Regions from separate parts of the Mus musculus genome. Here all the other regions are linked to region 1. Evidence: chromatin loops called from intact Hi-C (ENCODE). Cell type or tissue: left cerebral cortex. All regions are shown on one strand.

Region 1 (5,000 bases):
CTTATTTATTTGTTTATTTTTTGGCTTAATTTAATTACAGCTTTTCTCCCTTCCCTTCCCCCCTCCAAACTCATATATCCCCCCTTCCCCACTGTGGTGGTCTGAATATGCTTGGCCCAGAGAGTGACACTATTAGGAGGTGTGGCCTTGTTGGAGGAAGTATGTCACTGTCGGGGTGTTCTTTGAGACCCTCTTCCGAGCTGCCTGGAAGACAGTCTTCTCCTGTTTGTCTTCCTGCCTAGATGATGATGGACTGAACCTCAGAACCATTAAGCCATCCTCAATTAAATGTTGTCCTTTAAAGAGTTGCCTTGGTCATGGTGTCTCTTCATAGCAATGGAAACCCCAAGACACCCACTCCTTTTCAAATTCATGGCCCCCCTTTTGATTAACTGTTACTGCCCATTCTTTAAAGGACATTAATTTTCAAATTTACTAAAGAAAAAAAAAATGAATGTGCTTAGCTGCTTGAGATCTAGTTTTTTGTTTTAAAAATAAAGCTCGAGATAATGTTACAATCTCTTGGAATAGACTTTCAGATGCATTGTTTTGAATATAAGGCTACATCAGACTCAATTCAAATTACCTAGTAGTATTTTTCTAATATTTTTCTGTCAAGTGATCGCAATAATACAATGAGAAGGCTTCATGAAGAGAATACCAGGGGTAGCCCACTGAGGGCAAATGCTATCACCCTTGAGTATCAGTGAGTTTATTTCCTTTGTAGCTAGAGATACAAAGAGAAAAGCTACATTTGTAGCTAGAGATACAAAAAGAAAAGCTACTATCCGGGACACAGCTAGGGACTTAGTTGCTGATGGCCATATACGATATGGTGATGCAAGATGTTCGCTATCAGTGAACACATATTTGAGACAAATAACACGAGGTGGGGCAAGTTATGACTTAGAGAGTTTGTTCTTTGCAGCTGTATTAGTCACAAGATAATATCTGACCCTAGTATCTAAGATGTGCTAATTTGAATTACTACCAAAATAAAATAAATAAAAAATCTTCCAGTATCCCTAGCTTTTATCCAAGAGTCCAACACATAGTAGGGATTTTGTCAGAGTTAAAAATATAATCAGTAGGTACAAGTTAGAACTCTGGCATCACTAGGCTGTCACTTTGGTGGGGCAATCATACCGTTGATTGCAGTAAAACCTCATGAGTAAGGGCCAGTTCATATCAGAGGTTTATTAGTCAGGCCCCCCAGAATAACACCTGTTAGAATAATCATCCGCATCGTAGATATTACATCAAATGCTCCAGCGGTTTTTGTGTTGCTGGAAGCTGAGTGTATGCCTGTACTTGTAGCCAGCCTGGCTATTGCTGGATGCCCTTTAATCTTTCCGGAAAATCAAGGCACATTCTTGAAACAAACTTAGGGCAAGACCAAAGTTATGCCATCTGTTTTTCTGGATTTTACAAAGAGTCTGAAAGGAGCCTGCTCAGATGGGACTGGGGTGGGGGTGGGGGGCCAAGGCGGGGACAATAAAGAGTTTTTCTGTATAGTTTTGGCTGTCCTGGAACTCGCTCTGAAGACCAGGCTGGCTTCGAACTCTGAGACATACTTGCCTCTGCCTCCCAAGTGCTGGAATTAAAGGCATGCACCACCAAGCCACCACTGCCCAGCGCAGATGGGATTTCTAAGAACCCCTGGGATGTTGTGACTCAGTTTCTACTTAGCTCTTCAGCTCCCAGGTGCTGTGTAGCTCTGCTCTTGAATCCTTTCCTTTCTTTCCTTAGGAGAGACAGCCACTGGTTTTTGGCAGCAGGGCAGCTCTGCAGTGACAACCAAGCACTCGCACAAGGGGCAACGGCAGGTGCCAACATCCCTGCTTGATCAGACAGTTTATGAGATGGCAGGAGAAGACAGACCTTATCTTCAGGTGCTGTGTGATTATGCTATTGCTCTGGCAGTGAGAGAGCAGAAGGCTGGCAAGAGCTGATGTCCCCATTGAGGGAGAGGAACCACAGTTCCTTCAGAGGCCAAAAGAAACCGCAGAGGCGAAACCCCCAAACCACACTCCAGTAGATACAGCCTCTGGGGCTCCAAACTCTTCAGAACCCGTCAGATGGGAGGGAAAGGCATGGCTATTTTCCAGCCAGAGGCCCAGGCTTGAAGAAATGAATGGCATCTCCATGCAAGACAGACAGCTGCCAAAAGTCCCTCTCCTAGTAGCACTGAGGTCTCAAGGAAGAGCCCACATGCCTGGGCAGAACCTTCCAGGCTCTGGTACAAAGGCTTCTGTCCCCCCTCCCCCTCCCCACCTTTATTCATTTTCCACTGATTTTTTTTTTCTTTCTGTGAGCCTATGACAAGAGGAAGAAACTAATCATAAAACCTGATCATAAAATTCCTTCCTACACTTGAAGACAGCTATTAAATATTCACTCAGCTGAGGTCTGCTTGCATCCTTTAAAACAAAAGGGGCTCCTGGCTCCCACCGTCCCCACCCCTGGGACCAGCGCCGACCATCCCGAAAGTTGCCACTGCCCCTGTGTTGAGGGCGAAGTTAGCGAATCCGGAGCTGCGAGTCTCAACTTGGGGGAGGGGGCGACGGGCAGGGCTGGGGAGGGGAGTGAGCGGCGAGAAGGAGGGACTAGAGGGAAGGACACTGCCCCCTGCTTCATCGAGGTCATCGCCAAAGCCGCCTAAGCGGCCGGTCGGGCTCGGGGCGGGAGGCCCGGGAGGGGCGGGCGAGGGCTCCGCAGCGGCGGCGGGGTGCCAGGCTCCGTACCTGGCGGGCCGGGCGCGCCTCGCAGGCCGGCGATCCGGGCGCCGAGGGTGTGAGCGCGCGCGCCCCTCCGTGCCCGCCCAGCCTCGCGCGCGTCTCGGGGGGAGAGGCTCTGGCGACAGGCGCCCCGGGAGCCCGCAGCTCGGTCCCGCCCGCCCCGAGGAGCTTTGTGCGGCCGCGGCGGCTCCGAGTCCCACCTGCTGGCGGCGGAGGGACGAGGAAGGAGAAGGCGAGGACGACGAAGAGGAGGAGGAGGTGGAGGAGGAGGAGCGGAGCGAGGCGGCGCCAGCCCTGAGCTCCCGCCGGCGCCCACCTCCGGGGGCTCGGCGGTCCTACACCGGCCTGCTCCGGTCCCCCGGCCTCGCGGCCACACCGCGCCACCGCGGCTGCAGAACCCCCCCCCCCCCCCAGCTCTGCCCGGTTACCGCGCGGCCCGACCGCCACAGCCACCGCCACCGCCACCCCCGGGGAGCTCGGGAGACTTGGAGGCGAGCAGCGGGGCGCGCGGCGTCGCCTCAATGTATCGGGGAGTCGCCTCGGCGCCCCAGCCCCGCTGAGCAGCCTCGGGCGTGTTGCTACCGGCCGGAGGGCGTGAGCCAGGAGGCGCGGCGAGCCCCAGAGCCGGCGACCAGCGAGTGAGCGAGCCAGCGAGTACGCCCCGGAGCAAGCTCAGGGAGCAGACACCATGCCGGGCTGGAAGAAGAACATCCCCATCTGCTTACAAGCGGAGGAGCAGGAGAGAGGTGAGCCTGGCGGTCGAGCCTGGGGGGCCGGGCCGGGCGCCCTCGGTGCCTCCCTGTCCCCCAGCTCCCCGAGACCTGTCCTCCGGCCGGCAAGGGAGGGGCGCCGTGCCCTCCGGGGACCGCGCTCCAGGCCAGGTGGCACCTTGCGAAATCCGAGAGGGGGTTTGGGGATCTGGAGGGGGGAAAAGCCGAGGGGGCAAGGGAACAGTGCTGCGGCAAGCAACTTTTCGCCCGGGGAAAGATTCTGTTTTTTCTTACCGAGGACCTAGAGGGAACTCCAGCTTCTCCTGGGCCCGCTGCGCACGTGGAGCCCCGGCTCCTCTCTGTGCGGTGGGCTCTCCTGGTGCTGGGGGTGGGGGAGAATCTTGCAATGCTTTAAGTGACTTTTCAAACTTTCCTCCTCCTGCCGCGGCCGCCTTGACGATGTCCCCGCCTCTGGCTGGGCTACGATGGTGCTGCCAAACCCAAAGTTGCAGGAGATTCTTAAAGGGGGAGTAGAAGGGGGAAGAGTGTGGGGGGCGGGTAGGGGGCGCTGCCTTGGGTCGCTGGAAGGGGGGAGGGGAGAGAGGACTGACTGTCCCCTGGCTGGTAGTGACTGCCTAAAAGATGAGTTATGCCCAGCGCAGTCCCGGCTTTCTAGTTAATACCGCAGGACTGCGGACTTTTCATAATTACTGTCTGTTTTCTTCGGAAGACACGGCTCTCCGTGCCAGGTGGCTCTGCAGCCCCTTTGTGCTTCAGCCTGCCAAGTGTGCTGGGCACGTTGTTTTGAAGTGACTCGCGGAGAGGAAAAGTTGAAGGCCTTTTGCACTCTAAACGCTTGGTTCTGTTGTCATCTTACGGTGTTTGGGTTGTGCAGTGGTTGGCCGTAACCTGGATATCATGTACGGAGTACACCAAAATTTCCTACCAAGGCCCCATGGGGCTGTGGGGTGCGCAGCATCCAGAGGGATTCCCTGGCTGTCAAGGTCCACCAGGGTTTATATACTCCTGCTGCTTCAACTACAGCCTGCTTTGGCTTGTTCAAGGAACCTGCTTGAGAATTGAATGGCTTTCAGGCTGCAGGGTCTTCATGACTAACAGTTGGTGCTGGAGGTTAAATGGTGCTTCGTGGGTAGGCTGTGATGGAAGCAGGAAGCCAATCTGGTGTGTAGAAGGGACAGCGCTATTTCCCCCCTGCCCCCCCCACCCCAAAAGAATTTGATTCTGCAGCGTGGGGGAGCTGGTATGGACGGTGGCTGGTGTTACTCGTCATGCTAAAAGTTTCAGGTTTTGGAAAAAAATGCTTACAGCCAAGAAACCAATGTACAGTTTCCAGTTTTTCTCTAGGTGGCACAGCGCGTCTTTGGTTGATAGCCTTTTTAATGACTCAGGGAATCTGTCCCTTTTAAAACCACTTCCTTATTAGAGTTGTGCATTCATTTGCAGTACACTTCTGGCGTGTGACCATGGATTTACCCCCCCCCCCCCGCCCCGCGCCCAGTGGTATCCCTGCTACAGAAATGCTTCAATGCCT
Region 2 (5,000 bases), 190 kb after region 1:
CCGGTGGATTTTTCACTGGCGAAGTCAGCTGTGCCCTCAGTAAGGATGATATAAATCACCATGCCATTATCAACAACGTCTCCCAGCCATAAAACTAGAGGAAATACATGAGCATCATAAAAAGCCTGTGATCAAGGGACTTTACATTCGTGACAGTGTTCTGAAGGCAAACACAAGCTTTTAAAAAAGAGATTGTGAACTGTTTTGCCAAGAATCATAGAACCCAGAGACTTAATCTGGCAGAATCATTGATAGGGTAAATGACATTATAATGACGAGACATCATTATCGACTACACGATAATGCTGGAGCAAAGGCATTCTCTGTGGGAGCAATATTTATTAGAGAAAAACATCCCAAATTCAGAATACACATGATGACAGCGACTACCATAATTATGCATCTCTCTCTCTCTCTCTTTCTCTCCACATACACACTGCATATATATGTAACTGGTTGGTGTCTGGATTTCTTGTATTAGAAGATGCAATGCTATGACTTCCTGGAATGTCTAAGTTTAAACTCAAGCGGAAGAAACATAAACCAATACTGGCTGGTTAAGCAGAAAACTCGTTCATTGAGAAAGGATTCTGGGCCTATTTCTGAATTGTGAAGGGTCCTGGAAACTGTTTCCTCAAGACCCTTGAGACTAGGTTTGAAGTAGCAAGCGTTCTTCTGCCCTGATACAGGATCTGCCCTTGAGTAGAAACTGTTCTCCTAGCTGTTCCTGGCCCTTTGAAGCCTCTGCCCACACCAGTGCCAGCAAGATGGACTCCTCCCACAGCTTGTCCTGTCAGATGTTCATTTCCAAACCAGAGAGTCAATCACCTGTGGCTGCCTGGGAAAACCTACCCCAGGCGCCTGTTTTCCAATTGCAAAGGAGTTTGGAAGGTGGGGTTTTCCGAATTCTGCTCTGATTGATCTTGCGCTAGAAGGCTGTTATCTTTCTAGATGGGATTAAAATAACTTGAAAGGATCTGGGTGGCTTAAAACCACGACAGGTATGCATGAAGTGATTGAGAGAAAACTAGTCTCTTGGCATAATATGTTCTTGACCCGAACGATAATGGTGGCAGTAGCTTTGCTGGTGACATCACCAACCTGAACTAAATGTTTGTTTTGTGCTAGCATATGTTATAGTTTTTATTCTTAAAATACTTTTAACAATCATATAAGGCAAATAATGTGATTATCTTACTTACTAATGAAAAAACTGAAGCCCAAACTGTCCACACAGCCATCAAGGGGGCAGTGCAGGAATTCAGACTAAGGTGGTCTCACACAGGGTCTCCTTAACTGTTGATAGAGGCTTTCCTACATTTCCTGGTGTCTGCTTCCACACTCTGTCTCTGTGGGTATCAGACATGCCTGGCTCTCATGTGTTCAGGAAGAGAAAGGAAAGATAACCGTGGAGAAAATTGTCACAGCATCGACTAGGTCTGTTTGTTTGGGAAAAGAAACAGAAGCGAATAAGAAAACTACCACAGCGCCTCGTCCTTCGGAGGTGCATGCTGTAGGTCCCATGCTGAAGCAAAAGCCACCCACGTCTGGCTAGTAGCAGCTTCCCAACCTGTTGTCTTGTGTAGTCTTACCTCAGTGCTGAGACGATGGCCATTGAGAGGTCCATTTTCCACATAAAAAGAGCCTCAGAAGGGTGATGTTTATAGTCAAGACCACACAGCCTGTAAACAGTAAATGTGCAGCATTGCGAGCAAATCCCGTATTCTCACGCACTCCTGTTAAGGTGCTCAGCAAAGCACAGCAGTTCAGCCTCATGGGACAAGACCCCAGGGCAACAGGTCTGCAAGCATGGATACTCTGCAGCCTTTGGGACATGGCTGACTCCTTCTGAAGTGTGGTCTGCAAAGATGGTGCCCGTGTGGATTCTGGCCCTATTTCTGAATTGTGTTGTGTTGTCGGCCATGCATCCAAGAGTCTCTTTTACCCAGGAATACAGGTTGCCTTTAGCCTATTGGAACTTCATCTCCATCTCTTTAGTTTTCGTATCCATGGCTACGTTTAGCCAACCTCATAAGAGCTATACTTTCTACACGGAGACTAGATGCATTGGGCAAAACTCAGAATAGCCACTTAAAAACATAGAACTAAATACAATTCATGTCAGCTCACATTTTAAACACTTATAGTATATCAAGCTAAATATTCTGTAGTAAGGGCATCTTTCCCCTCAAAGAGATTTAAAAAAATGTTTAAGGGAGGGAGGTCTGTCTGTGCATGACTTTGTCAAATATTTCTTCAACTTTTTCTTTTCCCTACCCTTGATTTGCAGCCTGAGATGAAATCAAATGAACAGGTTTGCCTGTGTCCATCAATCCCTGTATGATTTCTTTAAAAAAATGCCCTTTTCCACCCTTCATTTGGGAATTTGGCAAATACGTGCATATTTGTTCTAATTCTCCCCTGGAATGTTTAGTTCGGCTTTACGCTTATCAGGTTTGCTCTCCAGCAGGAGAGAGTGAAGATTCCTCGAAAGCTCTGGGCCCCAAATCAGAGGATCTCGCCCCAAGGGGGACATTTGGTCTGGAGAGATGATCATGCGGGTTCTGCTGGCATCTAGTGGGTGGAAGTCACAAATGTTGCTGTCCTTTCTGCAGTGCACTGTGTGGTCTTCACCCACAAAGGAACTGTAGCTGGCACACGTGGACCGGTGGAGAGCGATACTTTGCCAGTGTCTCTGGATGCTCTCTTGTGAAGCATGTCTGTGATTAGACACATTTGCAGAATCCGAATTTGGTGCAACTAGAAAATGGCACTCTTCACTCTTTGTTTACAAGCCCTGCCAGCCAAAACTTGAGAGTTTAAAGCTGTAGCTCCAGAAAACCCTGCACATAATCACCTTCTTTATGACCCCACGTTGTATCGGTACAAATGCTCATCTGTATTTTATCCATGTGTAAGCATCTCCAGTGAAAGACACCTGCCACTCTGGATTCTGCCCTACCCCTTTTTCTTTGTCGTCTTTCTGCCCAGAAGTGCTGCTTGCTTGTACGGTCAGAGGTTGATGAAATTCAAGCGGTATTGACTAGCTCCTAAGTACAGGTCATTAGGCCAGGCCGCCAGGGAATATAATATGGAAAACAAATGCCCCTTGCTAAGCAACCGCGATCTAGTTAGAGGAGGAAAGAGATGCACGCAATGATCTGCATGCAGTGTGCCGTTAGAAGAGACTTCCGCAAGGCACAGGGTTTTGATGGTGTGCCTGGAGCAGAGCCCGCCTCCAGCTGTGCATTGAACCTCACATTATTAAGCCAGACCTCAGGGTCCTATGGTCACTGTTAGACAAGTGGGTCAGCTTCTGGGTGCTGTGCCTATGGAGAGCTCTGTAAGTAACAAGTTGTACGTGATAGCTCCCCCTGTGTTCCTCATTCTGAAAGTCCTGGAGACACTAAAGCACCTTGTGTGTGGGTGGCTTCAGTGACATGCAAGACATCACTTAGTCTTGCTCTTAACTCCATAACTCTGTTTTAAATGGGACCTGAGATTTTGAGTTCTTTGACACAAGTGTGTGGATTTCTGGTGGATTTCATTTTAACTAAACCGTCCTACCCCAAAAAAGGACCACCCCTTTTTAAAACAGCACTGTCTATCTCCTAAGTGCTTGGCTTAGTAATTTCATCTCTGTGTATGTTATATAGATCTGCATAAAATGTAAATGATAAAGTAGCATTGCGTTTGCAGTAGTCAGCTTAAGAAACAGACATCAGGAATTCATGTGAAAGCCCCCCATGTGTCCCTTCTCTTCCCTTTGCATGGTCCTCCCTTGACTAGAGACGGCATCTTAAGGGTCAAATTTCATGAGTGATGCTAAGTCAAGATTTCCAGCTTCCCTGGTATTAAATGATTTCAGCCAAGAGTTGCCAGTTTGGGTTGAAGGAGGACAAATTTTAACCTCTTATTCATTTACTTTTTTCCCAGTATGAAATGATTACCATTCTATTTAAAAATAATTTGGGGTAGATGTTTCTCTTATTTCTTATAGATTTGAAAATAAACATTTGCAGGCTGTTCTGCGTATTTCACTCTTGTCCAAATGCTGGCGGAAAAAGCAACCAAGTTGGACAGACTCCTGAAAGCCCAGGCCCGGGAGTGGTCCAGAGAGCCTTGACAAATGGACATTCAGTCCCTTGTTCTCCTGCTGCTTTGCACAGACCCCTCAGAACAAGTCATGCAATCTATTTAAGTGTCCTTCCTCGACAAAAAGGAGAATCCAGTATTTTTTTTCTAAAAGGATTTAATTTAGAGACACAGGAAAGATGGGGCGGAGGAAATAATAAGTAGGAAATTTGCTGGTGGTGGATGAACATCCAGGAACGCAGAAGGGCGATTGGAAGACGTGGAATACTTTGCTTTCTGTGGGACCTGGGCAGTTGGCTCTGCAGTTAAAAGACGCCCATGCAGCTGTCAAGAGGGACCTGCTCTTGCGGAAGACTCGAGTGTAGCTCCCAGTTACCGACATTTGGGCATCTTGCAAATACCTGTACGCCAGCTCCAAGGCACCCAATCCTTCTGGCCTCTGCAGGGCTCCTATATTCATGTGTACAACCCATCCCAGACTCACACAGTGTACATCATCAAAACTAAAATAGATCACTTCTAAATACTTGCTCTTTTAGAGAAAAAGACGATTGTCCCACTTTCAGATTACAAGAAGGAGAAGGAGGAGCCAATGATGCACGGATGGATGGATGGTTGGCTAGATGGGTGAGTGAGTGGCGATGATGGATGGATGGATGGATAGATTGTTGGATGAATGGGTGGATCAATGGATGGGTAGATGGTTGGGCAGGTGGATGGGATGTGTGGATAGGTGGATGGATGGATGAATATGTGGATAGATGGATGGATGATGGATGGATGATGAATAGATGATGGATAGATGGATAGATCAGTTGGTGAATAGGTGAGAGGGTAGACGAATGAATAGGTAGTTGGATGGATGGATGAGCAGATGGGATGGGTGGATGGATGGATGGATGGGT
Region 3 (5,000 bases), 210 kb before region 1:
GCCCACCCAGCATGGGCGACAGCTCATGAAAGCTGGGGAACCTGGAGCACACTGCACAGCTGCAGGCAGCTCAGTCAGATGGAGAGTGTTCTTTGCAAGTGACTCTGCTCCAACCTCTTCCTGGCACCCTGCTAGTTTCTTCCAGGTAGTCATCTTTTTGCAGCCTTCCACTTCTCGGCATCTTCTTTGCAGCTCATCTTCCTTCTTTGTTTGGGGGGGGAGGGGGGTGCGGGCACTTTCTGCTTTTGTTGCTTACTCTGGTAGGGAAGGGGGTGGGCTAGTGAATCTGTTCAGTTTCAGGAACTTCCTGAAGGTATTTTGAGTTGTTCACATTCCTGTTTAACAAGCTTCCTACAGGACTGAACGTTTTAATCTCGGAGGAAGCTGTTACACAATTTGGAGTTCATAGATTCAGCTAGATTGGACGCTAGTAAACGCCAGGAATCCTCCTGTCTCTGTTTCCCCAGGACTGGATTACAGTCCAAGACCAGCCCAAGATGTAAGAATTTTATGTGAATTTTAATACAAGATGGAGATGAGTGTTCAAGTTTAATGAGCATGTCCTGTTCCTTGTGCTGTCACCACTGTCTCCTGTGTCCTTGTCACAGTGTAGGTGCTCCATGTTATTTTGTTTTGGTTTTGGTTTTTTGGTTTGTTTTTTTTTGGGGGGGGGGGTTGGTTTTTTTTTTTTTTGTTTTTTTTGTTTTTTTGTTTTTTTGTTTTTTTGAGACAGGGTTTCTCTGTATAGCCCTGGCTGTCCTGGAACTTACTTTGTAGACCAGGTTGGCGCCCCAAACTCAGAAATCTGCCTGCCTCTGCCTCCCAAGTGCTGGGATTAAAGGCGTGTGCCATCTCTGCCTGGTTAGCACTCCAGATTGTTAATGCTGGAAAATGTCCCAATATCTTCAACTGCATTTTCCTCAAAGTCCCATTTGAGCCTTCTGTTCTGATCTCTGCCTAGTAGTAAAATTCTGAGTTTAGCTTAATCTAGACTGACTTCCTATTGCAGCCAAATCTACTTTGGCAAAGGGATTAATTTTTTTCCTTACTGTTCAGTTGAAGAGGTATTCCATATTTGTAACAGTTGCATTCACTTTCCATCTTGAGACAAAATGTGTGAGATAAACAATTTAAAAGAAAAAAAGTGCCAGGCAGTGATGGTGCACGCCTTTAATCCCAGCACTTGGGAGGCAGAGGCAGGCGGATTTCTGAGTTCGAGGCCAGCCTGGTCTACAGAGTGAGTTCCAGGACAGCCAGGGCTACACAGAGAAACCCTGTCTGGAAAAACAAAACAAACAAACAAAAAAATTATTTTGACTCATGATTCCATAGGTAGAGGAAAGGGTGAGTGCTGTCTTCGAGGACATCCCAAGGGATATAACCTATAAGCTTTGTTATCCTGCGGTTGTTTCACCTTCCAAGAGCATTAGTCACCAACCTTCACTGACTCTGTAGTCAAGACAGGCCTGAAGCTGTGATGAACGTGAGATCCTGATTAAAGAGATGAGTTCACTCGCATCCCCTCTCTGTCTCACGTCTTCTCGCTGGCCTTCCACCATTTTATGATAGAAAGCCCTCCCACCTGCTGAGGCCACAGTTTAGGAATCCCTGCCTCCGGAACCACAAGACTTCTATTGCTTGTAACTTGCCCAGTCTGTAGTATCCTGTTATAGGCCCCCCAAACCAACCAAGGTTCTGGTTTAGACCAGTGGTTCATACAACCATTTCCTTCTGCTTCTAGATCCTGTAGGGCTGGGAGTCGACTGCAAAAGGAGAGACGAAAAATTCTTTGGTCATGGCACAACTTTATCCCCGCTGTTCATGCTGTCACTGGCAAACACCCAACACCACGACCCTTGTGAAACGCCAGGCTGCGCGCTGTTTACCATTGTGGCTGTGCACTGTTTAACGTTGTCTCGGAGATCACCCCACTGCCCGTTCCCCCGTGATGAACTCTGTCTGAAAACATCTATAGGCCTGCAGGTGGCAACAGCACTCCTAAATGGGAAACTTCAGATCATCGAAGCCGGATGTACTTAGAAGGATGCGTCCATGTCTCCCACTGGGAATCCATGAGTCTTCACTGCACCGAATAGAAGGGATGCAGAGCCCTGCCTAGTCAGCCTCGCCCCACCCCGCCATGTCTCTGTATTTCTCTTCTGGAAGAATAAGGAAGCGGTCGCGCCCACCAACACAAACACACTCTTTGTTATTTGATTTTTCCTAGCTCCATTTTCAACCACAATGTCATCCCCCTGCTACCCCGCCCACCCTTAGTGACTTCTGGATTGACCAGAAATCTCTCTGGAACCTTCCTTTCATGGAGAGCTTTTCATTTCCTCCTTGGTCTGTAGTTGACATCATTATTGTTTATGTAGTGAATAGGAAAAGAGAGACCCAGCCCTTCCAGCCCATCAGCTGTTCTTCCATTTCCTGGAACATCCACTCTCCCTGTGAAAGCCCCAAGGATAGGGGGCACTGGTGGGAGGGAACACTGCCTGACTATAGACTGGTGTTAAAAATATGAAGATACATGTAGCATGGTGGCCCACACCTTTAATCCCAGCGTTTAGGAGGCAGAGGCAGGCAGATCTCTGTGAGTTCAAGGCCAGCCTGGTCTACAAAGAGAATCCAGGACAGCTAAGGAGATCTGTCTCCAAAAACTTGCATATATATGCATGTGTGTATAAAATATATTATATAAAAATATTTGTTATATATAACTAAATAAATTTGTTATATAAATTATATATAATATACATGAATAAATATTTATATGTGTATAAATATATTTGTTATATAAATAATATTTGTTATATATTACTAAATAAATGTGTTATATAAATTATATGTATGTATATATGTATGTATATATGTGTGTATATATGTATGTATGTATATGTGTGTGTGTATATACTAAGATACATATACTAAGTTACATTACCTGTAATATTTTCAACCCTGGGACTTTTAAGGGGACTGAAATTCCCTCATTTTACACTTGTGTGGAGGAAGTGTGGACTGTGAACGTATAATAATGTTGGTATTTGATACCAATGATTTTAAGAAAGGTACTAGGACCGGGCAGTGGTGGCACACGCCTTTAGTCCCAGTATTTGGGAGGCAGAGGTAGGCGGATTTCTGAGTTCAAGGCCAGCCTGGTCTACAGAGTGAGTTCCAGGACAGCCAGGGCTACACAGAGAAACCCAGCCTTGAAAAAAAGAGAGAGAGAGAGAGAGAGAAGGAAGGAAGGAAGGAAGGAAGGAAGGAAAGGAAAGGAAAGGAAAGGAAAGGAAAGGAAAGGAAAGGAAAGGAAAGGAAAGGAAAGGAAAGGAAAGGAAAGAAGAGAAAAGAAAGGAAGGTACTAGGGCTGGATTAATCTACCTACTATCTGACTCCTAAATGATTTCCTTGGCTTATCTTCCCAACCAGCTCTCTGACTGTTCGCCATCTAGAGACCAGGCAGGTAAGATAAAATGAAGTCTAATCGAAGCCCACAGGTTTTTCACTAAAGCGACCCTAATATGTCAGGAGACAATGAAAAGAGTCCATTTGTGGGCTTGCCACCCTTCTGCCCTTGGGTTTCATTTCCCAAACTGTAACCTGCAGTGAGCACGTTTCATAAAACGTTAATAAAACATTGTTCTCTTGTCCTGAATTCATTCCCCAGTCCCATAAAAAACAACACGGAAACCGCATTTCTATCTGCAGTCTATGCTGTTGGCGGTGGCAAAGGCTGGCAAGATGGCTCAGTGGGTAAAGGAGTTGGGCGGTGAGTTCCCTCCAGATGACACACATAGTGGAAGGTGGAAGCACACTTACAAGTTGTCCTCTGACTTTCATGTGCATGTGACTCTCACAAGTGCCTCTCCCCCACATTATTATTTTTTACTAAAAAACTTAGAAAACTTTTATTTATGGGATGTTTCACAACATTTAATATACAAACGTGTATCCTGAATCCCAGAGAGAAACAAGGAATACCCAGTGCCAGATGCTGGACATATTTGAGCACAGTTTAAAGCTGTAGCTATTTATCATCTCAAGGAATAAGAACACACCATGTCATTCAGTTTTGAAACCATTGTTCTCTTGATATTTTTCTCTAAATTGAATGCTGAATTCTGATGGGTAGGAGATCCTTGGAAGAAAATTAATCCAAAATATATTTTTAAACATAATCTTCTACCAAGTAAATTTGGTTGTCATGATTTCCTACATTTGTTGTGAATTGAGTTAAAGAAAAGAGAGCTCTATTTATTAAAGTAGTTATTAATTTCCTAGATAAGAGGATGTCTCTCTGATTGCCAAAGCAGATGGGTTAAGAGAGGAAGAAAAGGGCAATTTTGATTTGTGTTCGGGAGCAGACAGCTTCACACTCAAATAGACACAAGTGCTTCCTGTTATGGATCATTCACCAATAGTGAATTCACCCTAGATGTCAAAAGAAGCAAAGGTATTTAAGACTAGCGGTCAAGATTTATTTCAAACGGATGGGAAACAACCCAACAGCTAGTTTTTCCTATGATCTATTCTCTACCAAACAACTGCTAGAAGCTCTTGGTTAATTTCTAGTGGTCCTCTAAATCAAATGTAATTGCTATTCTCTGAAGGAATTATTCTCGAGGATGTGGAAATATATTTGCGGCATATTAGTGGAAACTACAGAGGTTATTTATGTCCTTAAGGGGCTCCCTCAAATACCTATCATTCCAACGTTGTGTGTGACTTTTATGTCAGGATTAGCGATAAAGGAAACGGCATACATTCCTGTTATGAATTACTAAGAGAGTTCTTCTAGGATGCTTAGGGCAAATACAATTAAGACTGTACACATGTCCGGCTTGTCATTGCTTTGGACACAAGGACACAGAAGATCTGCTAGAATCCAGCACATGTGAGGGTTTTCTTCAACCATAGATACTGTGTGGATGATGCCCCATCCTGTTGTTTAAAAATATATTCTTCTGCCTGGAGAAGTGGCTCAGTGGTTAAGAGCA

What was found. A loop is a pair of places that touch in the nucleus more often than their neighbours do. Peaks named below come from ENCODE experiments on the same cell type or tissue, not always from the same donor. Only the 100,000 strongest peaks of a DNase experiment are listed, where the experiment ranks them.
Region 2: a loop joins it to region 1, with 3 times the contacts of the local background. A loop is called at or near these places in 4 of 42 quality-filtered maps.
Region 3: a loop joins it to region 1, with 3 times the contacts of the local background. A loop is called at or near these places in 3 of 42 quality-filtered maps.

The regions. Positions count from the first base shown.
Region 1 is chr10:119,450,939-119,455,938 of GRCm38, forward strand. Grip1 (glutamate receptor interacting protein 1) reads left to right here and starts at 3,096. Exons shown (of 23, transcript NM_001277292.1): 1 at 3,096-3,484. The coding sequence starts at 3,427. In left cerebral cortex, a CTCF peak has its summit at 2,973 (motif pointing left); DNase peaks (open chromatin) are centred at 2,569, 2,901, 3,372, 3,895 and 3 more places; H3K4me3 peaks cover 2,694 bases; H3K27ac peaks cover 640 bases.
Region 2 is chr10:119,638,140-119,643,139 of GRCm38, forward strand. The region is part of intron 1 of Grip1 (glutamate receptor interacting protein 1); the gene reads left to right. It overlaps Gm40780 (a long non-coding RNA gene), which reads left to right. Exons shown (of 2, transcript XR_872111.2): 2 at 1-5,000. Among named protein-coding and RNA genes, the nearest start is that of Gm40780, 11 kb to the left of the region's middle. In left cerebral cortex, a CTCF peak has its summit at 2,596; a DNase peak (open chromatin) is centred at 2,587.
Region 3 is chr10:119,242,239-119,247,238 of GRCm38, forward strand. No RefSeq gene overlaps it. Among named protein-coding and RNA genes, the nearest start is that of Cand1, 4.7 kb to the left of the region's middle. In left cerebral cortex, a CTCF peak has its summit at 1,957 (motif pointing right); a DNase peak (open chromatin) is centred at 2,005.